Regions from separate parts of the Homo sapiens genome. Here region 2 is linked to region 1. A link is an interaction called in ENCODE POLR2A ChIA-PET data of the cell type or tissue named here. Cell type or tissue: OCI-LY7. All regions are shown on one strand. Links, peaks and the distances in the headings refer to the core of each region. The heading gives the core; the rest is flanking DNA.

Region 1 (12,364 bases), core at 7,407-11,406:
GGCAGAGCCCACTAAAGCCTGAGGCCCAAGGCAGGACACCAACTGCCCACGTCTGAGGACAGTACTAAACCCAAATTGCTCTGCCTAGTGGCATTTCAGGCAGTATTATAAATAGATATTGAAAAATACAGGCAGAGTGAAGAACAGGTAACTCAGGGTAGTCTGCCCACAGGCTTAGCTTCACTAAGCCATTTTACTAATTTTCTTCCTTTCCTCTTCTTGGGAATCAGAGAGCTCACAGAAATCTCCAGGCTTGTTTTTTTTGACTCACAAGACTTTCAAATTGGCAGCTGCAGTTAGTGAGGAGGGAGGGAAAAAGATAGAGATGGGAGTCCATTTAGGAAGGACAGAGATGTGTGTGGGGAGGGAACATTTATTCCCAGGAGAGGGCTCCAGTGATCTGTGCTCCGCTTTGCTGACTCTTTTGCTACTCTTCCCTTTCTACCCCATCCCCAGGCTCTCAAATTACAGACTTTAAACTGGGCATAGTATGTCTTCCCATTTCCAAACTGTCCGTCTGTAGATGGGGAAGGAAAACCGTAGAAAATATCCATGGAAGTGTAGACAAGTGACTGTGTTACCTGCTGACGCCTGGTTCAGGTAGCTTGGCCCTGTTGCTCCTCTCAATACCTTGGGGTCAGTCAGAGCTAAAGGTGACAGTCAGAAATAGAATGTGTAGGCTGGGCACGGTGGCTTACGCCTGTAATCTCAGCAATTTGGGAGGCCAAGGCAGGTGGATCACTTGAGGTCAGGAGTTCAAGACCAGCCTGGCTAACATGGTGAAACCCCATCTCTGCTAAAAAATGTGGTGGGGGACACCTGTAAACTCAGATACTCGGAAACTGAGGCAGAAGAATTGCCTGAACCCGGGAGGCAGAGGTCGCAGTGAGCCAAAATCATGACACTACACTCCAGCCTGGGCAACAAGAGTGGAACTCCGTCTAAAAAAAAAAAAAAAAAAGATATGGAATGCGTAGCTGGGTGCTGTGGCTCACACCTATAATCCAAGCTACCTGGGAGACTGAGAGTTCAAGACCATCCTGAACAACATAGCACGACCCCATCTCTTAAAAAAAAGGAAAAGAAAAGAAACAGAATGTGAAAATCTCTAAGGGGGCTGGCCTCCTTTACTCTGGATGTTCTTGAAATTCAGCCTAGCTCTTTTACTTAGTGAGCTCTTTATGTCTTTCTCCCACATGTGTACAGTTCTCTCTCTCTCTCTCTCTTCCTCTTTGTCTCACCAAATCTAGGAAAGAAAATTATCCTACTTTGTGTGCTGGTGGTGTTGTCTGTGAGCTTCTTAGTGGAATACTGGAAGGCCCACCCTGCTTCCATCTTTCTGACAAGGTCCAGGCTGTATTGTTTTAAAAGTAATGCCCTTGGCTGGGTGCGGTGGCTCATGCCTGTAATCCCAGCACTCTGGGAGGCCGAGGCGGGCGGATCACGAGGTCAGGAGACCAAGACCATCATGGCTAACACGGTGAAACCCAGTCTCTACTAAAAATAATAATAATAAAAACAATTAGCCAGGCATGGTGGCACGCACCTATAGTCTCAGCTACTCTGGAGGCTGAGGCAGGAGAACTAATTGAACCCGGGAGGTGGAGATTGCAGTGAGCTGAGATCATGTCACTGCACTCCAGCCTGGCAGCAGAGCAAGGCTCTGTCTCAAAAAAAAAAAAGAAAAGAAAAGAAGAAAAAAAAGTAACACCCTTGAATCCTTAAACAATTGTCTCATTTAATTTGGATCATTTTGACCTTTAAGTTTCTTTATTCAGATCTTTAATATTTTTAAGGGAGCTGTTAAAAGAGGAATTGAGTTTGCCTCCTTTGCAGAGAAAATTAAAAGTGTACCATGACACTGAGTGCCCTTGGAGAGGGGGAGATCTTTGGAAGTTTGAAGGGTGATCCTAGAAGGTGCTTTTGTACGTGATTGTAGAGGGGGCAGAGAAAAAAAAAATGGCCTCCACCCATTGTGTTTCTCCATGAGCTTTGTGAGTGAGGCCACTGGGGAGTCACCTGTTCCCACAGGCTGGCGCTCTGATGGAAGAGTGCCAGTTAGGCAGGCCATGGAGGAGGGCTCTGTGACCCATGAGACACTGGCACTGCAGGAATATGACGTTGGCAGTGTTTTAGGAGGGGATTTTGCCAGCTTAAGGCCATGAACCCAAGAGGAAATTAGATTTTAAGCAGAAATAAAATCCTGTGGAAATATTTAATGTTAGGTGATGTTTGCATCATGAAGGACATCATCTCTCTTCCATTGAATCTTTTCCTCTTTTTGTCCGTGGCTTCCTGTGTCTGTAATAGAATAATCCATTGTCTCTGCTGAGTGCTGTCTGGAGCAGAAGCTTTTGTCAAGCTCTTCTTGATAATATCATTTCAGTTACACTTGAATTCAAAGCTCTTCTCTCTTTTTTTTTTCCTAAGTGTCTCTAGCATTAAGGGAGGAATGGATCCTTTTAGTTTTGACCACAGAAATAAAACTTCAATCAGAACATGTTGAACGCTGGCTTCAAATTTAGTCACCAGGAATGGTCTTTAGCCCAACATTACCCCCTAGTGGGATAAAATAGAATAGATATTAATGAGGTTATGTGGGATGCATTTGAATGGGTGTAACTAGATGCTCTGGCTTGGGCCTGCTCTGTGACAGATACAAGTGGCTGTTAAGGCCCCATGGAAAAATGCATCTCCCCAGCTCTTTGGAAAGCCACTGGCCTTCAGTGAGCGTGGAGCAATTCCTTCTGCTTAATAACCCCCTCTTTCTCTTTCATTTTATTCTCTCGTTGTTGTCATAGTGAATGGCATTTAAGAACTGGAGAAACAAAGCACAGAAGTCATGTGTAAAAAGTGTAACAGATTTGATTTCATAAAACATGCACACTGTCATATAATGCAAGACACCAAAAGTTAGAAGGCAAATTCAAAAGAACCTAAAGGAGCAATAAACATTGTTTAAAGTAGCCCATAAATGTGTAAAATATTATGTATCGATTTAAAAAATTCAACTGCTTCACTGTGAAAGGAATTTGAATTAAAATGAAATATCATCTTTTATCCATCAGATTAGCAAAAATAGAAAGAGTGTTAATTTCAAATGTTGCTGAAGGTATGTAAGAAGGGAGCACTAGCTGTTGATGGGAATGTAAACAAGTGAAGGACTTTTGAAGGCAATTTGACAGGATCTGTCATGACTTTAAATGGACATATGCTTTGATCCAGCAAGTTTACCTTTTCAATCCTATCCCCAAAAGATATTCTTATATATGTCACAGATCTCTTTACAGTAATATTCCTTGCCACAATGTTTATGATAAGAAAAGCCTACATATAAGTAAAAGTCCATCAACTGAGACAGAGGGTGGGGCAGCATAGGTGTAACTAAATAAATTACGGAACATTTCCTTTTCATGGAATACTGTGCTGACATTAACATAAATGAGACAGAACTCCATATACACCTATGGAAAAAATCTCCATGACCCTCAGGTGAAACATGAAATCACGGAATAAGTTTTAGTTTGATTCAATTTTTGTGTGTATGTTTTAAAATCGTGTATGTGGCCAGATGTGGTGGCTCATGCCTGTAATCCCAGCACTTTGGGAGGCCGAGGCGGGTGGATCACAAGGTCAGGAGATCGAGACCATCCTGGCTAACACGGTGAAACCCTGTCTCTACTAAAAAATATAAAAAATTAGCCAGGCGTGGTGGCGGGCGCCTGTAGTCTCAGCTACTCGGGAGGCTGAGGTGAGAATGGCATGAACCTGGGAGGCAAAGATTGCAGTGAGCCAAGATCGCGCCACTGCACTCCAGCCTGGGCGACAGAGTGAGACTCTGTCTCAAAAAAAAAAAAAAAAAAACACCACACACACACACACACACACACACACACACACACACACACACACACACAAAACACAAAAAACGCGTATGTGTATGTAGACACATATAGAAATTTCTAGAACAAATGAAATTCAATCTATTAATAATACTTACCTCCAAGGAGAGAAGTAGGAGTACAGAAGTTAATAAAGGAAGACTTTCTTTCTGCCTCACTTCTTATTGGTCAATCTGGGAATTCATTTTGCTGTGTCTGTGTATTACTCGTATGGAAAAAAGTAAGCAAAAATAAACACTATTATGTGATATTCATACAGATGAACGATATTTCAAAGGAAACTTCTCTACTATAAGACAAAGAGAGTTTAAATTTAGCATAGCGGCAAGGCTAAGCCCAGTGACAAGTCCTTCATCAATTGTCTTTTTTTTTATTTCCAAGAAATCTCAACACATGGGTAAACATTGTGCTGGAGAAATGAATGGCTCTGTAATTTCCCAGATAGTCAGAATCTTTTTCTGGCCTCGTGGCTTCATCATTGCCTGACTCAGCATGTGTACTCAGGGCCCCTAGAGTGAGCCATGGTGAACCAGGTGGTGAGAGTTGCAGGGAGTGACGGTGTAGGCTGAGGATTCCAACTACTGTGTCTCTTCACAGCAAACACCTGGACATGGGCAAGCCACCCAAGAGACAGTTTTGCTCTAAAATGGTATTTTTTGCCCCTTCCCATTTGGAGCAAAGATACAATTCCAAAGAAGATTCTGAAATATTCATGTTAACCCATGTATACTATTAAAGCTATTTCATCTTACTCATTTTCAAAAAAGTTTATAATTTCATAGGTTGCTTAAGTCTTTTAGAAAATCAATATACCCAGGTTAACTCCATAGCAGCAGCTATTTACAAATTCTCTTGTTTATGAGACAAGCTGTTGAAACAACCCAGTGCCCTATCTCAAAATATTTTGCGTTTTTATCTTTTCATAGACTCTTCCAAATATCTTCTCAGTTTACATGAGCATTTAAGAAGGATCTGGCAAGTTCAAGTATTACTTCCTTATTTACTTCCTCATTATTAAGTACAGTTCTTTATTTCTCACAGTGAGAAGAGATATTGTGTTGCATTACACTGAAAATACTGCACAATTCAATACAAATTATAGAGTTATATTATCCAAATTCTGCTGCTAGGGTTTCATTTTTGTCCTTTGAAATTTCATACTGATCACTTCTTGGTTTATACCAAACTTTCTTTCACTTTTGAAACTTCAAAAGTAAATACTCTTCCCCATTTCCTACTCTTAGGTCTAAATTTGCAGCAGGAATTGAAGGAGGGATTGAAATATTGCACCTGGCTCATAGAATTTGACAGCATGACAAAGGATGCTGTAAAATATGAACCAAAAGGGGAAAATGAATATACTCTAATACCTTGGATATTTTTGGTCCTTTACCTGTTAGGATACCAACCAATGTTGAGAAATAGTATATACATAGGTAGTGACTGATCATAAACTTTCATATATGCTTGTCTATTATCCTGTAGGAAGGTGGGATGGTGAGAGGCTTAAAACAGAGGAAAACATGATTACATTAAAGTTTTCAAAAGATCACATAAGCGATAGTTTAAAAGAATAACTGAGGAGTGTGAGAGGGAGGACTAGGGGCAAAAAATAAAATGGCAACAATCCAGCAACCTTTGTTGCAATCCAAAAAGTTTGTTTCAAACACTTGCTACAAACATTCATGTACACATAGGAAAGTGTGACATGATGAATTTACAGACTTGCGCATTTCTATCTTGCTTGCCAACAATTAGAAGAGTAATTATATCACACACAGATTGACAAATAGCCAAAGGGCCATTTTAAAATGCTGCCTTTCAGTCTATCATTGATGCAGTGTTAGGTTGATTCCATGTCTTTGCTATTGTGAATAGGCTGGATGAAGAAAATATGATACATATACATCATGGAATACTATGCAGCCATACAAAGAATGAGATCATGTCTTTGCAGGGACATGGATGGAGCTTGAGCCCATCATCCTTAGCAAACTCACACAGGACCAGAAAACCAAGTACTGCATGTTCTCACTTATAAGTGGGAGCTAAATGATGAGAACACATGGACACATAGAAGGGAGCAACACACACTAGGGCCTATTGGAGGGTGGAGTTGAGGAGGAAGGAGAGGATCAGGAAAAATAACTAATGGATACCAGGCTTAATACCTGGGTGATGAAATAACCTGTACAACACACCTCCATGACACATGTTTACCTATGTAACAAACCTGCACGTGTACCACTGAACTTAAAATAAAAGTTAAAAAAAAAAAGAAAAAATGAATGACTGCCTTCCAGTTACTGAAAGCAGACCCAATTAAGGAAACTATTACAGTTGCCAAGGTCAGGGACTATAAATGCATATGTAAGCTTCCATCAGAGCACCAACCTCTGAGTTCTCCCTTTGGGTCACACTTTGAGGCAGTTGGATCATCACATATTGGGCAAAGGTGTCAAGAAGAAGCAAGAAGCTGAGAGCCTGCTCAATCCACAACAAGCCAAGAAATGTTTTGTTTTGTTTTAAGTAAAAAGCAATCAATTTCCTTTTGTTATATGAAGGTAATAGGATTGATACTTTTGCTTAAGGATAACCTATACAAATACAGTCTGGACTGAAGAGATAGATCAAATATTAATATATAAACCTAATAAAACCCTTCTGAACCTATTGCCAGATACAAAGCTGGACTGTCAGTATAATTGAGAATAGACCGAGGAGCAGAGATTGAATGGTGTTTATAAAAAATAACGGGGCTGGGTGCAGTGGCTCACGCCTGTAATCCCAGCACTTTGGGAGGCTGAGGCAGGTGGATCACAAGGTCAGAAGATCGAGACCATCCTGGCTAACATGGTGAAACCCCGTCTCTACTAAAAATACAAAAAACTAGCTGGGTGTGGTGGCGGGTGCCTGTAGTCCCAGCTACTCGGGAGGCTGAGGCAGGAGAATGGTGTGAACCCAGGAGGCAGAGTTCACAGTGAGCCGAGATCGTGCCACTGCACTCCAGCCTGGGTGACAGAGCAAGACTCCATCTAAAAAAAAAAATAAAAAATAAAAAATAAAAAAAATAATGGATAGGGGCTGGGCACAGTGGCTCATGCCTGTAAGCCCAGCACTTTGGGAGGCTGAGGTGGACAGATCACCTGAGGTCACGAGTTTGAGACTAGCCTGGTCAACATGGCAAAACCCTGTCCCTACTAAAAATACAAGACTTAGCCAGGTGTGGTGGTGTGCACCTGTAGTCCCAGCTACTCGGGAGGCTGAGGCAGGAGAATCACTTGAATCCTGGAGATGGAGGCTGTAGTCAGCTGAGCTCATGCCACTGCACTCCAGCCTGGGTGACAGAGTGAGAATCCGTCTCAAAAAAAAAAAAAAAAATGGGGTCATAAACAACTTGGAGGAATCAAGAATGACATACATTTCTGGCTTCAGTTACTACATGGATATTGCTGTTATTAATTAAATAGGGAATAATAAAGGGAAACTTTATGGGGAGAGAAGAGTCCAGTTTTTGAAGTGCATATAAGTTCAGGAAGTGAGAGCATTGTTGTGCCTCTTTTGTTCATTGTCACTGCTGTTATTAGCACATGACACAAAGCCTGGAACACCCAAGGCACTCAATACATATGGACTAAATGAAACAGTTCCAGAGAGAAGCCTGAGCTGACTTAGTATTTGGGAGTCAGTAGTAGACAGATAGGGGTTGAAGTTATTGAAGTGGGTGCACTCTTTCAGGGCAAGCAATGAGAAAGGAGCACCTTGGGAAGATCTTTGTGGTGACCATCATGTAAGAGGTGGGCAAAGGAAAGCAGCCCAGGAAAGTTCATGGTGAATTTATTAGAGAAACAAAGGGGAATTGCAAAGATATTGGTGTCACGGACACCTTGAAAAGGAGGAGATAATTTTAATGAGGGAGTGTCAAAAGATCTAAATACCACAGAAAGAGAAAGTAAGTTAAGAATCAGGATCTATTGGAGCTAGCAATTAGGAAACTGTTTTTGCCCTCAGCAAGAGCAGTTTCAGTGCAAAGGTAAATCCATGCCGAAGTGCACTGAAGTTAGACTGGAAGTGAAGAAACAGAGGTAGTAAGATAAGGCCACTCTTTCATGTTTGGTTGTGATGCAGTTAGATAAGTCAATAACTAGTATGTTACAAAGTTAAGGGATTGAGTAAATAGTCTTACAACCTGAGGCTATTGTGAAGAAGATGTTGAAGATAAAAGAGGTTAAAGAGTGCTGAATTTTCCTCCAACATGGAGGAAGGAGAAAAGTAGATTGCAGGTGCAGACACATTTGCACTTGAGGGGCTCAGAGTTGAGAGCTGCAACTGATAGCTCCAATTATTTCTGTTAACTGAGAATCAAATTTTCATCTAAGAGGAAGCAGGTGTGGGATTAGGGGGTTCGATGAGACTAGTAAAGAATTAAAATAGCTATTTGGGGGACTAGGAAGATTGGATCAGGGACATGGAACAATCATGGATTGCTAATTGGCATTCAGGACCTATCTGAAGATAAAAATCATAAAATTGGAGTAGTACAAATCTATATCATGTAAATTTTTTCACCTCTAGCAGTGTCTGCTACACAGCAGCCCAGATGCGAATGAAGAAGGCAGATGCTTATAACAATTCCTGATTTGGGGTTTACAGAGTAACCACCGCAGAGGACAGATGGCAGATGCAGAGGATCCAGGCAGATTGAGTTGAGAGAGCTGAAAAGATAGTGGTGAAAGAGATGACCACAGGATCATATCTCAATAGGAAAATCAGTGCGAGACCTCATGGATTAATAGAGGAGTTGAAGGACTAGAAGTACTGTAGGCAACTGTCCTGGGAATGACAGAGGTGAAAAGGTATGAGTTCATATTTCTAAGACACAGAAGGGGATGGAAAATCACAGGAATCCAGGAAATCAAGGTTAAAGTGTTTTCTGGGTTCTTGGTTTAGATGTAGAAGTTCCCTGAATGGTAGCAAAAACTGGGGCAGAAAAGAAATTTATGAGCCAGATGCTAAAATATTTAGTGAATATCCAAGAAGGCCCAGGAAAACCCAGAAGAATGGTCGATGTGGCAGAATAGAGGACAGCAATTATTTGACATGTCTTTCATTGAGAAGCAGGATCCATCTCCCTTTCTGAGTCTGACCTGGCCTGTGCCTGCTTTGACCATTAGGATACGATGGATGTGCCTCTCTGCTCCTTCTAGGCCTCAGAATTGAGGGTAGGTGAAAAAGTCATCACCGACTCCTACTTGGGTTCCTGTGGTAACCTCCTAAGTGGTCTGCCTGCTTCTATCCTTGCGCTTCTACTTACTGTCATGATAGTGGCCAGAATTATTTTTAAAGCCTTGATTGGGTCATGTCTCTCCTCTGCTCAGAACCCTTCAGTGGTTGCCGTCTCCCTCAGAGTGAAGGGCCATCTTGTCATTGGTTCCTTATTACCTCTCTGCATTCGTTGACTACCACCTCCCCTCACTCATTCTGCTCCATCCACAGCTTCCTTGATGTCCCTCAAACTTACCAGGCGCACTCCCATTATCGGGCCTTTGCACTTGCAGTTTCTTCTGTCTGCAAAGCTCTTCCTCCAGTCATCTCATCTGCATGGCTTGCTCCCTTGGCTTTTACTAAACAGTCATCTTCTGTGAAAGGTCTTCGCGAAACACCCCATCTAAAATTTCACCACCTTCCCAAGCCCAGCATTTCTAACCTAGGTTCCCCGCTGTGTTTGTTTTAATGCATATGCCACTAACATAACAGATATGGTACTTACCTTGCTTATAGTCTGTCTGCCGTATTAAAATAGAATTTCCCTTAAGGACAGGGATTGTTTTTGGTCATTGTCATTTGCTGCTGTACTCTCAGTGCCTAAAACAATATCTCACACAGTAGGTGGTCAATAGTCATGAAATGAATGAATTCACCAGACCTATTCTAGGGCTCAAAAGATTATTTCCAGGCCAGTCCTAGGATGTGGCATGAATCTAGCTGATACTGTTTCCTTCAGGTATTCTAAGAGCTACAGGATTTAGCTTTGTGGACTTCTTCTGGCTTCTCTGTGAAGGGTGAGGGGAGGAAGTAGTATGAATCCAGGAAGCCCTGATAATCTACAGCTTGGCCCTCTGCCGTCTGCCTCTAGCTGCTGTGTAGACCGGTCTGCCTGGCAGCCGATCGTATTAACAAAGCCCACAGAAAGAGAATCCTAGTCTTAGCCTACTCTACTCACTTGTGTCTAACGATAAATTCCTTTGTCTGAGTCCCGTGCTTTCCTTTTAAAGAATTAGACTGTCAAAAGCATGTTAAACAAAAGGCACAGGGGCCTAAACATTATGTAAAGGAGTCATTTTAAAGCAGAAAATAGTATGAAATGCTTTCTACTCAACACATCAATTGTTATTCTTTTCAGGTTAGAAGTTGAATCTGTAACAAAAGAGCCTTTTCACAGGATGGGTAATGACAAATACACAACCAGAGGAGCCCTTAACTGGAAGTGGAAATAAGGCAGCTGCCAACACCTCCACTTCAGTTTCCCTGCTAGGTTCAAGAAGCAGAATCTCTTTAAGTTCAGGCTCCTAGACAACGCTTCAGCTGGAGACCAGACCAAGGCTACTCTACTGAGATTGGGAGGTTCCTATAGAGTCTCTGGGGCCAGGAAAGTGAGGAGGAGAAACCTCACCACCCTTCCTAAAGAGGTTTGCCCTGAAGAGAGCAGGCTGCGGGAGTTGCCCTGTGCCCAGAAGCCAGGGTGCTCGGCCTGCGTCACCTTGGTGGGGGTGAGGATGCTGTTGGGACATGAGCCTCCTTATTGGCCGTGGCTCTCTTTGTGGTTCTACCACATAGCTTATCCTGCTTCTCCCTAGAATCAGCTTCAAAGTGGTGCTTAAGCAGTGATATCCTGATATCCTTAGATCTGTGGTTTCTCTGGCATCATCCCTTCCCCGCATCCACACTCTGCATGGTTTGCTTTGTTCCTTTTCTGTAGCAGTAGCTTTCTCTTTTGCTTGTTCTTATGTGAAAGCTCCACTGAGGCCAGGACCCAGTGCTGTGGAGCAGGAACCTCACCGAGATATAGACACTGAGCCCTTCCTCTGCACTGGTGTCATCATTATTATATTAGCATAGGAAGGACTGACAGAGATGGGGGTAAAGTGGCCAGAGAAGATGATAATGGCTGGGCATGGTGGCTCATGTCTGTAATCCCAGCACTTTGAGAGGCCGAGGCGGGTGGATCACTTAAGGTCCGGAGTTCGAGTGCAGCCCGGCCAACATGGTGAAACCCCATCTCTACTAAAAATACAAAATTAGCTGGGCATGGTGGCGGGCACCTGTAATCCCAGCTACTCAGAGGCTGAGGCAGGAGAATTGCTTGAACCCGGAGGCAGAAGTTGCAGTGAGCAGAGACTGTGCCATCACACTCCAGCCTGGGTGACAAAAGCAAAACTCTGTCTCAAAAGCAAAAACAAATAACAAAACAAAACAAAACAAAAACCCCTACAAAACAAACACCCCCCAAAAAACAGAGAAGATGGTAAATCACAAGTTGAAATCAAAGAGAGTAATCCATGGAGACACGAAAAGTGCATAACACAACCATGAACAACTAGAAATGTGTCACCTGTCTTCTGGAAGCTGAGGGCGGAATAATTCCCCCAGGATGTTCTTCTGATGTAGCGAATGAGAGGACGAGCCTATTTGTCTCGTAGACGAAGCTGGAAATTTCAGCTCAAGGGTTCAGGCTCCTCCCTGTGCATCCTTTAGAAGTAAACACAGACTAAAACCTGCCATTATGCAGTATATTGCTGCTGTGATGAAAAGCACTATGATGTGCTTGAACGAATAAGGACAAGATTGCAACAGAATTCTCAGCATATTAATAGAGACAGGCTTTCAGAGGGACTTGCTACTCATTTACTGTCACTTTCTTAATGACAATGGAAAATGCTGGCTCCTCTTCTATATCCAGGGCTACACATTTAAACAAAACACTCTTATTTCCCGCTCAATGCTATCTCTGATTTTGGCAAAGTACAGGTGGGTGAGAGTATTAGATTTTGCAGTTATTTCTTGAGGCATATTTAAGACATCAAAGATAAAAACACATGGAGTCACGTGTAATAATCTTAGAGTCCAATAAATGACTAGCTACTTGATTAAACCAAATGGCATTATAGCATGTTAATAAGGATTAAACAGACGCATTTTCACCGTCATTACTTAGATGGAATGAGTATTTTTTTTTGTTAACTTTTATTTTAGGTTCAGGGGTACATATGAAGGTTTGTTATATAGGTAAACTAGTGTCATGGGGGTTTGTTGTACAGATTATTTTGTCACCCAGGTACGAAGCCTATTAACCAATAGTTATTTCTTTCTGTTCCTCTCCCTCCACCCACCCTCCACCCTCAAGGAGGCCCCAGTGTGTGTTGTTCCCTTCTCTGGGTCCATGTGCTCTCATCGCTTAGCTC
Region 2 (12,364 bases), core at 4,458-8,457, 1.3 Mb before region 1:
TGCTTGGAAAAGATGGACATATCCTAATGCCTTTCAATCAAGTATTGGTAGGTTGGTTGCTGTTGCTGCTGCTTCCTTCTCTCTTTTTTGCTCTTCAAATGTTAATGTCAGTTATAAGAAAAATCTAAGTTGGGAATAGTTAAAATATTGTACATCAATAAATGTAGTTTTGGACTTTAGCCTGAATGATTTAAATTGTTAGTTGTAAGTGTTAAAGGACAGAATTTTTCTTTCCTAGAAAAGTGGTGAGAGAAGTTAAAATAGCATGATGATTATGTTTGTGATTTGTCACTATTTGCCAGGTAAAATGAGAAATCTACCATTTGCCAGGCTCTGCTCTAGGTGCTTTAGAATAGCACTGCACAGTAGAATTTTCTGTGATGATGGAAATATTTGTTATCTGCTCTAATATGATAGCCATTGGCCATGTGTAGGTTTGTTTTTTGTTGTTTTTGTTAAGACAGGGTCTAACTCTATCACACAGTCTGGAGTGCAGTGGTTTGATCACGGCTCACTGCAGCCTCCACCTCCCGGGCTCAAGCTATCCTCCTAGCTCAGTCTCCCGAGTAGCTGCGACTACAGGCGTGCCACCACGCCTGGCTAATTTTTGTATTTTTGGTAGAGACGGGGTTTCGCCATGTTGGCCAGGCTAGTCTTGAACTCCTGGGATCAAGCAGTCCTCCTGCCTTGGCTTCCCAAAGTGCTGGGATTACAGATGTGAGCTACTGTGCCTGGCCTGGCCACATGTAATTATTGCACACTTGAAATATGGCTAGTGCAACTGAGGAAATGAATTTTTAATTAATCTTAATTTAAATTCAAATAGTCACATGTGGTGAATGGTTACCGTTTTGGACACAGCATGCTTTATTTAGAGTCCTTTCTTAATTCTCAAAACTTTTCAAGGTGGGGACATTTTTATTAAGCAAACAGACTGAGATTAAGGTCAACAGCTAGTGTTAGTTACAGTCTGGAATAAAACTTTTTTTCTTTTCAGGGCACTTAACATCACACCTGCCTAGTGTTTAACTATTTAGGGGAGGGGTGTAGGAGGAGGGTGAGGGAATTGTTAGGCAAAGGAGTAGTAATACTTATTAGGTGGCTGTATACATTGTATAATAAGTAAATTATTATTATTATTATTATTTTTTTGAGACGGAGTCTCACTGTTGCCCAGGCTGGAGTGTAGTGGTGCAATCTCGGCTCATTGCATGCTCTGCCTCCCGGGTTCACGCCATTCTCCTGCCTCAGCCTCCTGAGTAGCTGAGACTACAGGCACCTGCCACCACACCCAGCTAATTTTTTGTATTTTTAGTAGAGACGGGGTTTCACCGTGTTAGCCAGGATGGTCTCGATCTCCTGACCTCCTGATCTGCCCGCCTTGGCCTCCCTAAGTGCTAGGATTACAGGCATGAACCACCGCGCCCGGCCCATTGTATAATAGGTAAATTATTTTATGTGATTTATTTTCTTTGGGAAAGTTAATGTTTCTGCTAGTTAATGATACTTAGTTTAGCTTCAGTTGCTGATGAAATTTAGATTAGGAATTGTTAGCAAGTAGGTGTCCATATGCACATGAAAGTTTAACTGATTAATTTCTTTGTGACAGAATTCCAGTTTTGCAACTAAGAGTGGACAGTAACTTTGAAATTGGTTTTAATATACTTTTGCTTGTACTTCATATATTTAGAATATAACAAAAAATCAAAAAATGGAAACAAAGTTTGGTCTGTTCTGAAATCCCATTCAGCTCTTAGTAGTTAATCATAAGTTTATTTATTTTTTTGAGATGGAGTCTCACTTTTGTCGTCCAGGCTGGAGTACAGTGGCGTGATCTCAGCTCACTGCACTCTCCGACTCACTGCAACCTCCACCTCCCAGGTTCAAGTGATTCTCCTGCCTCAGCCTCCCCAGTAGCTGGGATTACAGGTGTCCACCACCACACCCAGCTAAGTTTTATATTTTTAGTACAGACAGGGTTTCGCCATGTTGGCGAGGCTGGTCTCAGACTGCTTACCTCGGGTGATCCACCCACCTCAGCCTCTCCCAAGTGCTGGGATTACAGGCGTGAGCCACCGCACCCTGCCGGTAATCGTAAATTTAAACTCGGATAAATTATCCCTTAAAAGTATACCAGAAAACAAAATGCAGTTTTGCTATTTTATATATGTGTATATAATGTGTATATAATTATTATAAAAATTACAAAATGATTTTTCTGTAAAAATCGAGTGAGGGCCGGGCACAGTGGCTCACGCCTGTAATCCCAGCACTTTGGGAGGCTGAGGCGGGTGGATCACCTGAGGTCAGGAGTTAGAGACCAGCCTGGCCAACATGGTGAAACCCCGTCTTTACTAAAAATACGAAACTTAGCTGGGCGTGGTTGCAGGCACCTGTAATCCCAGCTACTTGGGAGGCTGAGGCGGGAGAATTATTTGAACCCAGGAGGTGGAGGTTGCAGTGAGCCGAGATCGCGCCATTGCTCTCCAGCCTGGGGGACAAGAGTGAAACTTCGTCTCAAAAAAAAAAAAAAAAATCTAGTGAGAAGTGAAAATCTTTTAATAATGTGGTAAATTTATTCTTTGCTTGCTTTTTAAGTGTGTGTGTGTGTGTGTGTGTGTGTGTGTGTGTGTGTGTGTGTCCAGGATTTCACTGTGTTGCCCAGGCTAGTCCTGAGCTCAGGTGATCCTCCTGCTTCAGCCTGCCAAGTAGCTGAGATTATGGTACATGCTACTGCGCCTGGCCTGTTTGCTTACTTTTTAATTTTTGTCTTTCTGGAGTGAGATGCAGTATGAATGAACAAATATATGTTTTTGTTTTAAACTGACAGCATATATTTTTAAAATTCTGTATTGTGTTAGAAACCTGAAATGTTTTAAAAAATATTTTTTAAAAATTCTTTTGCGTCAATAGAGTGGGTTAAAAATACTTGTTTGTGCAGAGTGACCACAGTTCAGTTTTCAATAGTAGTAGATGGACAACACTATATTTTCAGAAAAGCAGACTAAAGCTTAAAAGGGAACTGAATTTAATGTTCCATTTTTTAGATGTGTCAAAGTCTTGCAGTCCTGGGTCATTATTGGGGCTCAAACTAGTTATTTGATGATAATAGAATTGCCATCCAAACTATTGGAGCGCTGGTTAATGAACAGTTTCCAGAGGGGCGGGCATGGTGCTCGGTGTGATTGGGGGACTGGAGAGATACTGTCCAGCTGGCCTCAACTGAAGGGATCCCTCTCCTTAGTGTGCAGTCTTATATCTTTTAATATTTCTGCTTCTGACAATGAAGTTCTGACAGAGCATTGATTCAAATATATCTTCTTTCTTCATAAAAACATTTTTGGGCCGGGCGCGGTGGCTCACGCCTGTAATCCCAGCACTTTGGGAGGCCGAGGCGGGCGGATCACGAGGTCAGGAGATCGAGACCATCCTGGCTAAAACGGTGAAACCCTGTCTCTACTAAAAATACAAAAAATTAGCCGGGCGTAGTGGCGGGCGCCTGTAGTCCCAGCTACTTGGGAGGCTGAGGCAGGAGAATGGCGTGAACCCAGGAGGCGGAGCTTGCAGTGAGCCGAGATCCCGCCACTGCACTCCAGCCTGGGCGACAGAGCGAGACTCCGTCTCAAAAAAAAAAAAAAAACATTTTTGGACATAAAAAGCTATGTCGTATAAAGGATCATATGCAAAGGACTGTTCAGAATTTTCTCCCCCAGATACCTGTGTGACTCATTTTTCTTATTTGTTTTAGGACTTCTGCTCAGATGTCCTTTATTTTTAATTTTAAATTTATTTTTATTATTATTTTTTGAGACAGGGTTTTGCTCTGTCACTCAGCCTAGCATGCAGTGGCACAATTTTAGTTTACTTCAGCCTCTGCCTCCTGGGTTCAAGTGATTCTCCTGCCTCAGCTTCCTGAGTAGCTGGGATTCCAGGTGCCTCCTACCACACCTGGCTAATTTTTGTATTTTTAGTACAGGCGGGGTTTCACCATGTTGGCCAGGCTGGTCTTGAACTCCAGGCCTCAGGTGATCCACCTGCCTCGGCCTCCCAAAATGCTGGAATTACAGGTGTGAGCCATTATGCCTGGCCTAATTTAAAAAATTTTGAGACAGAGTCTTACTCTGTTGCCCAGGCTGGAGGGCTGGAGTGCAGTAGTGTGATCTCGGCTCACTGCAACCTCTGTCTCCTGGGTTCAAGCGATTCTCCCACCTTAGTCTTCTGGGTAGCTGGGACTACAGGCACATGCCACCATGCCTGGCTAAACAGGTGTCCTTTAAATGTTATTTAGAGACCTTCCTTGGCTAGCAGTCAGTCCTTCTCACCTTATTTTCTTATTTCTTACTTTATTCTCATTTATCAGCTTCTGACATACATTTACTTTTATGTTTATCACGTTTTCCACAATTAAAATGTAGGGTTTATGAAGATAAGGACGTCTGTTAATGGCTCTATTCACATTGGTTAAAATGATGTACCATAGTAGATGTTTAATAAATATTTGTTATGTGAAGTGAGTGTGAAAATAGTGATTACAGGGCAAGAGAGAAAAAGATCTTTGGATTGTGTGCTTGCATAAATTTTTGGAGAAGGGAGTTAAGCTGGGCTTTGGCATTACAGAGTACATTAGTGTATGAAATAATTGTAGGATATTGGGCAGAGCCTATATTATGGTAAGACTTTGAAGTTTAATTTATAAATGAATTATAGTATTTGTTTATATAGCCTTTCATCACAAAAGCATAATAAGAGGAAAATTTTGTTATTGTTTCTTTGGTTTTGGCATTGGAGGAGAAATGGTATCAGGATTAAATGAGTTTGTTGTGAGGAGCCTGCTGCTGTATTAGAATCTTCAGATAGTAGGGCTCAGCCATACGTCATTTCATAAAGCTTTACAACCGATTCTGACACGAAGTCAGGGTTGATGACCACTATATATGATATTAAGAAATAGACCTGTTATAAAATTTAAAATATAAAATGTTAGAAGAGCTGGGCGCAGGGGTGCATGCCAGTTACTCAGGAGTCTGAGGCAGCAAGATTGGTTGAGCTCAGGAGTTGAAGGCTATAGTTTGTGATTATTGCGCCTGTGAATTGCTACTGCACTCCAGCCTGGGCACCATAGCGAGACTCTATCTCTTTAAAAAAAAAATTTGAGGGAAAGTAATCGTAGTGTTAGAGTTGCTTTGTGTTTTTCAGAAAATTTAAAAATCAAGTTTAATTCTTGGTATGCTGGGAAGCTGATGTGGAAGAGAGAACAAGTCACATAACAGTGAGCTTAGCCAGCAATCAGCATTCATATCTAAATACAATTTTGCTCTCTATTTACAGGCAATATCCTGTTGAGGAGACAAACTTAAGATTCTTAGTGAGAAATAGTTCTGAAAAGAATGTCAGTTGCCAATTCTGATAGTAAGAAGGGTGAGTGAAGAGGCTTAAATTCAGTAATAGTTCTCAGTGTAAATGTTAGGGTGTGGAAGGAATTTTATGCTGTGGTTGTATTCTTGACTTTTGGAAATTTCCCTGAAATGCCAGCTGTAGGCTTAAACATCTAAGTTGTTTTATGATACATGCTGTACAAACTTGTATTAAAGTTGTAACTTTAAGAACACTAGTCTAACTTGTTGCCTGTGGTTTTTTTCCTCCTAGGTAAGATAGGAAATTATATTGTTCACTACTTAATATGGCATTAAAATAATCCCTTACACTTTTAACTAAAGCAATCTTTTCTTTCCTTGTTATTTAGAAGTAAAATAGCTTGTAATCCCATCGCTTTGGGAGGCCAATGTGGAAAATCTCTTGAAGTCGGGAGTTTGAGACCAGCCTGGGCAACATAGCAAGGCTCTGTCTCTGTAAAAAATGAAAAAGTTACTTGGATGTGGTGGTGGTGCAAACCTGTAGTCCTAGCTACTTGGGAGGCTGAGGTGGAGGACCGCTTGAGCCTAGGAGTTCAAGACTGCAGTGAGCTATCATCATGCCACTGCACTCCAGCCTGGGTGACAGAATGAGACCTTGTCTGGGGGGGAAAAAAAAAGTAAAATAAAAATTGCAGTGTAAGAATTAAATGATGGACAGGTTGATGTTTTTGTTATCTGATGGGCTCTACTGCACTTTCTTTGGTTAGTATAATATGAACAAATCTTCAGTTGAAATAATGTGAAATTTCTACTGAAACACCTTGGGGAAATAATATTATTTGAAGCCAGTATTATTTTTAATTTTAAAGATTCCATTTGATTTTATTACAGAGGAGATTATGTAAACATTCCTGAGTGGCATCTGTAAGAGTTGTTTTATCTGATTACATAAAAGGAGAAGTGAAAGTTTGCTTTTAAAAACAGTAGACCTAGGGAAAAAAAGCCTGGCCTTGGTTGGTTGTCTCCTTTTACACATGGTTGCTGTTCAAATTCAAAAACTTTTTTTTCCTCTCACAATAAAATGGCTAAAATGGCTTACACTTAAAATGTTACTCTATTTTTCAAAGAGAACTTGTTGGGTAGTACAAGATTACCTTTAATTATCAATGTTTGAGGACCAAGTTAGAATTTTTAAGAAGGGGAACATTAAGCAAAGCAGTATTTATTTAGTATCTATTTTGAGCCAGATTTTATGCTAGACTTTTTACATGTTAGCTGATATAAACTTTGTGACACTCCCTTAAGGAAATTGTAAGTATAGCCAATACTTAATGACTACATTGTTACAGTATATTTCTTTCTTTTTTTTTTTTTTGAGACGGAGTTTCGCTTTTGTTGCCGAAGCTGGAGTGTAGTGGCCGCGTGATCTTGGCTCACTGCAACCTCCGCCTCCCTGGTTCAAGTGATTCTCCTGCCTCAGCCTCCCGAGTAGCTGGGGTTACAGGCATGTGCCTCCATGCCCGGCTAATTTTGTAATTTTAGTAGAGACAGGGTTTCTCCATTGGCTGGCCTCTAACTCCTGACCTCAGGTGATCTGCCCGCCTCGGCCTACCAAAGTGCTGGCATTACAGGTGTGAGCCACCGCGCCCGGCCTGTTACAGTATATTTCTAAATGCTTTATATACAGGTAATTCCACTGTATCGGGACATGGAGATTCCTAAAAGTCGCTGCGCTTTGCAAAATCACGCAATAAAAACCACAGGGCTTATGGGGAAAATGAGTTTGACCACAACATTAAAAAACATTATTAGTGACAGATTAAAAACAAAGATAAGAACTTAAAATGGTAGTACTGTTTTACATATGTTAAATGGTTAACAAATACATAATACTATGATGTAAATATTGCACTTTACCTTGAAAAAGACAGTGCTTGCTTGCAGAAGTGGGCATCTGAAGGATTACAGTTTGTAAATTATTGTGAAGTGGAGAAAGTCAGGTTATCTGAAATCTGATGGTAAGTTGTAACATCAGATGTAGATGGGTGTGGTTCATTGTGGCTCACAACATACAAGGGGATCTGAGGTAGTTGTTTGAGGTGTGTGTCTGGGTGCTGCTGTGCATGCCTATGAGACTTGTTTTGGCTAGGTGCTGTTTTCTGTGTTCATCTAGAGTTTCTAATAGATGAAATTCATAGAAGCAAACATGAAATTTAAAATGTTAAAAATGCTCCCCATGAATTGTGTTGGAGCCAATGTGTGTTTTCAAAACAAGCAATGTAACAGAATTTACCTGTACATGATTTAACTTAGAGTTGTAGAGATCATATATCCTGTGTTTGAGTAGTTCTTAACTCTGAAGTATGGCTGTTTACTAAGAGCCCTAGTCTTGCATCTAATACCTGAGATAGTGCCACATTCTTTGCCGTCTTAGGTTGCCACTGCCACTAAATGAAAACCAAGGAGACTTAAGCATCTTCCAACTGTTTCTTTGTTAGGGAAGCTTTTTTGTTGAGATGGAGTCTCGCTCTGTTACCAGGCTGGAGTGCAGTCGCATGATCTTGGCTTACCTCAACCTCTGCCTCCCGGGTTCAAACAATTCTCCTGCCTCAGCCTCCTGAATAGCTGGGATTACAGGCGTGTGCCACCATGCCCAGCAAATTTTTGTATTTTTAGTAGAAACGGGATTTCACCATGTTGGCCACGATGGTCTCAATCTCTTGACATTGTGATCCGCCTGCCTCGGCCTCCCAAAGTGCTGGGAATACAGGCATGAGCAACCACACCCGGCCTAGAGAAGCGTTCAGTTCAGTTCAGTTTAGTTTAGGTTAGGTTAGGTTAGGTTAGGTTAGGTTAGGTTAGGTTAGGTTAGTTTAGTTTAGTTTAGTTTAGTTTTTGAGACGGAGTCTCGCTCTTTCACCCAGGCTGGAGTGCAGTGGCGCGATCCCGGCTCACTGCAAGCTCTGCCTCGGCCTAGGGAAGCTTTTGATAGAGGCTAATTCATTTTAAAGATTTCTGTGGGAGACCAAGTGACATTTTAAAACCCAGGAAATAGGCCAGGGACGATGGCTCACGCCTGTAATCTCAGTGCTTTGAGAGGCAGAGGTGGGAGGATCACTTGAGCCCAAGAGTTCCAGGCCAGCCTGGGCAATATGGCAAAACCCTATGTGTACAAAAATACAAAAATTAGCCAGGCGTGGTGGTACGTGCCTGTAATCCCCGCTACTTGGCAGGCTGAGGTGGGGGATTGCTTGAGCGTGGCAGGTCCAGGCTTCAGTGAGCAGTGTTCATGCCACTGCACTCCAGCCTGAGTGACAGCGTGAGACCGCGTCTCAAGAACAACAATAACAACAACAACAACGACTCGGCAAATCTGAGTAAAAGAGAAAAGCAGTACTTTTCTAAACTACCTCCCAAATTAGGTAGTGAGATACGTATACAAGTGCATGCCCAATGGTAAAGCACGTGTATTATTAGTACTTGCTCTTTTGTAGATGTAGTCTATTTTAAACCTTAGCTTTTTCACTGAATTGATCTCATCTTTGGTTTATGTTATACTTACTCTGGGTCTTATATTCTGTTTGATGTTTTTATTTGCTTATTTTTTATTTTTATTTTTTACTTAAGAGAGTTTATATTTTCATTAGTTACCTTTATATTATACCTTTAAAAATCCTCTTAGTCTCTCTCTTTTTTAAAAAAAAAAATTTAGGTTTCTTCTATTTGGTTTATCAGCTTTAAATTAGAGCCATTTGGTTTCATTTTCTTACGTGTGAAGTCTTATTCCAGTTTCTTTTTTTTCTGTCTCTTTTCCTGTGATTTTTTGAAGTTATATTTACTTTGTGAGAGTATGTCATTTTACATACTATTCTTCCTCGTCAATACCTTTGTTTTAAATTTAGTACTACAATATTGTTAAAGATTTACAGATCTTTTCTTGAAGTTCTCAATCACTTCTTGGATAAAGCTCATCATCTAGTAGATTCCTCAGGAATGCTTGTGAAACAATTTCTTAAATTTTTACATGTTTAAATTGTTTCCTATATCCTTGATATTTGAAGGACAGCTTGGCTGGATATAAAATATTTGATTCACATCTACCACCTGTTCTGTCTCTTCTATATGTATGACTTTTCTTTGATTCTTTTCACATCTATTTCTTTTTCATTTATGTGAAAGCATTCCTATTTTCTATCTCTTTAGATCATATCTGTTCTCTCTAGGGCATCTTTTGTAATTTAGTCTTCATTTAAGTTCAGTTTGTTCATGTTTTACAAGTTCCTGTTATTTGTCTACTCTGTTTAAAATTTTGAGTTTCTCATTTGAGGTGTTCTTTTATGTCTGCATTTGTTATTTAATTACTTTAAATTTGCGATGGATATGGTGATATTACATCTTTTCTCTGTAAGCGTTTTTGATGTGTTTTCGTCTGCCCAAGTATTTTACTTTTTATTCCTTATAAGTAATTTGGTATGAATGCTGAGTCCTTTTTTCTGTTCAGGTTGTTTGTGCCAGATTTTATTGTACCAACAATATTGTTATCTTATTTTGTCTTATTTTGGTGATGGGGTTAGGGTGGCCTTCTCAGTCTCTTAGTTCAAGAGCATTCTGATTTGTTGCCACAGTGAAATGTAGTTTTAAAAATAAATTAACACCTCCCCCCACCCCCCGCCATAGTTCTGTCTTGTTTTAGTAGGCCATCTATGCTCTGGTCACTTCCTTTTTTTCCTTTATCATCAACCCTCCAAATGACACCTCCTTCTCTCCCAGAAACTGTGCCTTGCTAAAACTGTTGCCTTTGATCTTACATACTTTCTAAGTGTATTTTTGACTTCCCAGTAGCCATTGCTCTCACTGTCATGTATCAGATGTGCCAGTACTTTCTCTCAGATGGGGCCCTCTCCTGATGGTAAATCCTCAGTCATATTACATGTAATTCGGTTACCACTAGGACTCTGCTATATTGCTCTTCTGGACAGTTCCCATTGAAGCTTCTGGTCTTCAATGTTTATGCTCTTATACGTAAATTGGAGTTTTTAGTCATTTCATCTCCTTATAATGCTGTGGGGTCAGCTATGGATGATTTTATTTGCTCTTTTTCTTGGCCTGTATGGTTTTTATGAGGATTTGTGGAGGGTGTAGAAATTAGAGGATCGTGGGCCGGGCGCGGTGGCTGACGCCTGTAATCCCAGCACTTTGGGCGGCCGAGGCGGGTAGATCACGAGGTCAAGAGTTCGAGACCAGCCTGGCCAACATGGTGAAACCCGTCTCTACTAAGAATACAAAAATTAGCTGGGCATGGTGGCACATGCCTGCAATCCCAGCTACTCGGAAGGCTGAGGCAGGAGAATCTCTTGAACCCGGGAGGCGGAGGTTAGAGTGAGCCCAGATCATGCCACTGCACTCCAGCCTGGGTGACAGAGCAAGACACTGTCTTGAAAAAACAACAAAACAAACCCAAATTAGAGGATGGCCATTAACCTATAGGGGACTTAATCTGTGTTTTTTATGTGCTATGCTTGAAAATATTTGTGTTTGCTTTAAAATAATTTGCAATTCAGGTTTTGTATAATTGGATAATTGGTTATACTTCTGTTTTACCCCATTGTTCTCTCTTCAAACTCTCTTGGAAGTATTTGTCATGGAAATAACTATGAGGTTATATTTTATAGCTGTCTGTCAATCATGTGTGTAATCCTTGTTTTGCAGATTTCTACTCTTATCAAGCAGGAATCTGAAATGCCACTTTAATGTTCTTTCTTCAAGTGACATAATTTCATGCTACAAAGTAAATGAAATATAAAATCTGGCACATTTTATGATACATTTACAAGAGTATAATATTCAGAAAGTGGATGGTGATTGTTGCACTCAATTTTGCTTGCTAGTAAGACCATATATGTAATTTTCACTTCTGTGTCCAAAACTTCCAAAGATAAAGACCAATGACGCCCTAATGCTTGTACTCCACAAAAATATTGGTGTAAAATTCCTTACAGATCTTTCTTGTCTTTTTTATTCTGAGACTGAGTATTTATTACCTTTATAATATTAAGATGCTTTTTGTGTGTGTGTGTGAAATACTAACGCCAAAATTTTTTTTAATGGCTTATTTGGAAAAATAAAAATTTAGCAATTCCATTTCGGTTCCCCCGTTTGTTTTTTTGAAACCCTATTAGTTTTTTAAATATACGGTGCTTCTTTGGCAGCACATATACTAAAATTGGAACAATACAAAGAAGATTATTAGCATGGCCCTTGCACAAGGATGACATGTAAATTCATGAAATATTCCATGTTTTCTTAAATATAAAAAAAATAAGTAAAACATAGAAACATGGGAATAATATTATATCAACTTCATAGAGTGGTCTAAAATGTCAAAGGAGGCTGGGCATGGTGGCTCACACCTGTAATCCCAGCACTTTCGGAGGCTGAGGTGTGCTGATTGCCTGAGGTCAGGAGTTCAAGACCAGCCTGGCCAACACAGCGAAACTCCGTCTCTACGAAAAATACAGAAATTAGCCTGGTGTGGTGGCATGTGCCTGTAATCCCAGCTACTTGGGAGGCTGAGGCAAGAGAATTGCTTAAACCCGGAAAGTGGAGGTTGCAGTGAGCCAAGATCGCGCCACTGTACTCCAGCCTAGGCGACAGACCCCATCTCAAAAAAAAAAAAGGAACTTAAAACTTTCATATAAGTAACAGCTAAAAGAACAAAGCTGTTTAGCTTGAATAAAAGAAAACAGAATTCTTACAGAGCTATAATCCCTTATCCAGTTACAGGGCGATAGTTTGGATCAGTATATCTAAAAACATTTTTGTAGGCCGGGTGCTGTGGCTTACGCCTGTCATCCCAGCACTTTGGGAGGCCAAGGCTGGTGGACCAGCTGAGGTCAGGAGTTGGAGACCAGGCCAGGCTGGCCAACATGGTGAAACCCCGTCTCTACTGAAAATACAAAAATTAACCAGGCATGGTGGCGCATGCCTGTAATCCTAGCTGTTCAGGAGGC

Evidence for each region. Peaks named below come from ENCODE experiments on the same cell type or tissue, not always from the same donor. Only the 100,000 strongest peaks of a DNase experiment are listed, where the experiment ranks them.
Region 2: POLR2A ChIA-PET joins it to region 1 with 5 read pairs; 1 of 35 experiments calls an interaction of 5 or more read pairs at or near these places.

The regions. Positions count from the first base shown.
Region 1 is chr4:140,607,656-140,620,019 of GRCh38, forward strand. No RefSeq gene overlaps it. Among named protein-coding and RNA genes, the nearest start is that of UCP1, 45 kb to the left of the region's middle. RefSeq lists an enhancer at 10,552-11,155. In OCI-LY7, for the core only: no CTCF peak of the experiment used is centred there; no DNase peak of the experiment used is centred there; H3K27ac peaks cover 1,114 bases.
Region 2 is chr4:139,306,830-139,319,193 of GRCh38, forward strand. The region is part of intron 1 of NAA15 (N-alpha-acetyltransferase 15, NatA auxiliary subunit); the gene reads left to right. It also overlaps the pseudogene RNU6-1214P. Among named protein-coding and RNA genes, the nearest start is that of NDUFC1, 11 kb to the left of the region's middle. In OCI-LY7, for the core only: no CTCF peak of the experiment used is centred there; a DNase peak (open chromatin) is centred at 6,352; H3K4me3 peaks cover 2,304 bases; H3K27ac peaks cover 4,000 bases.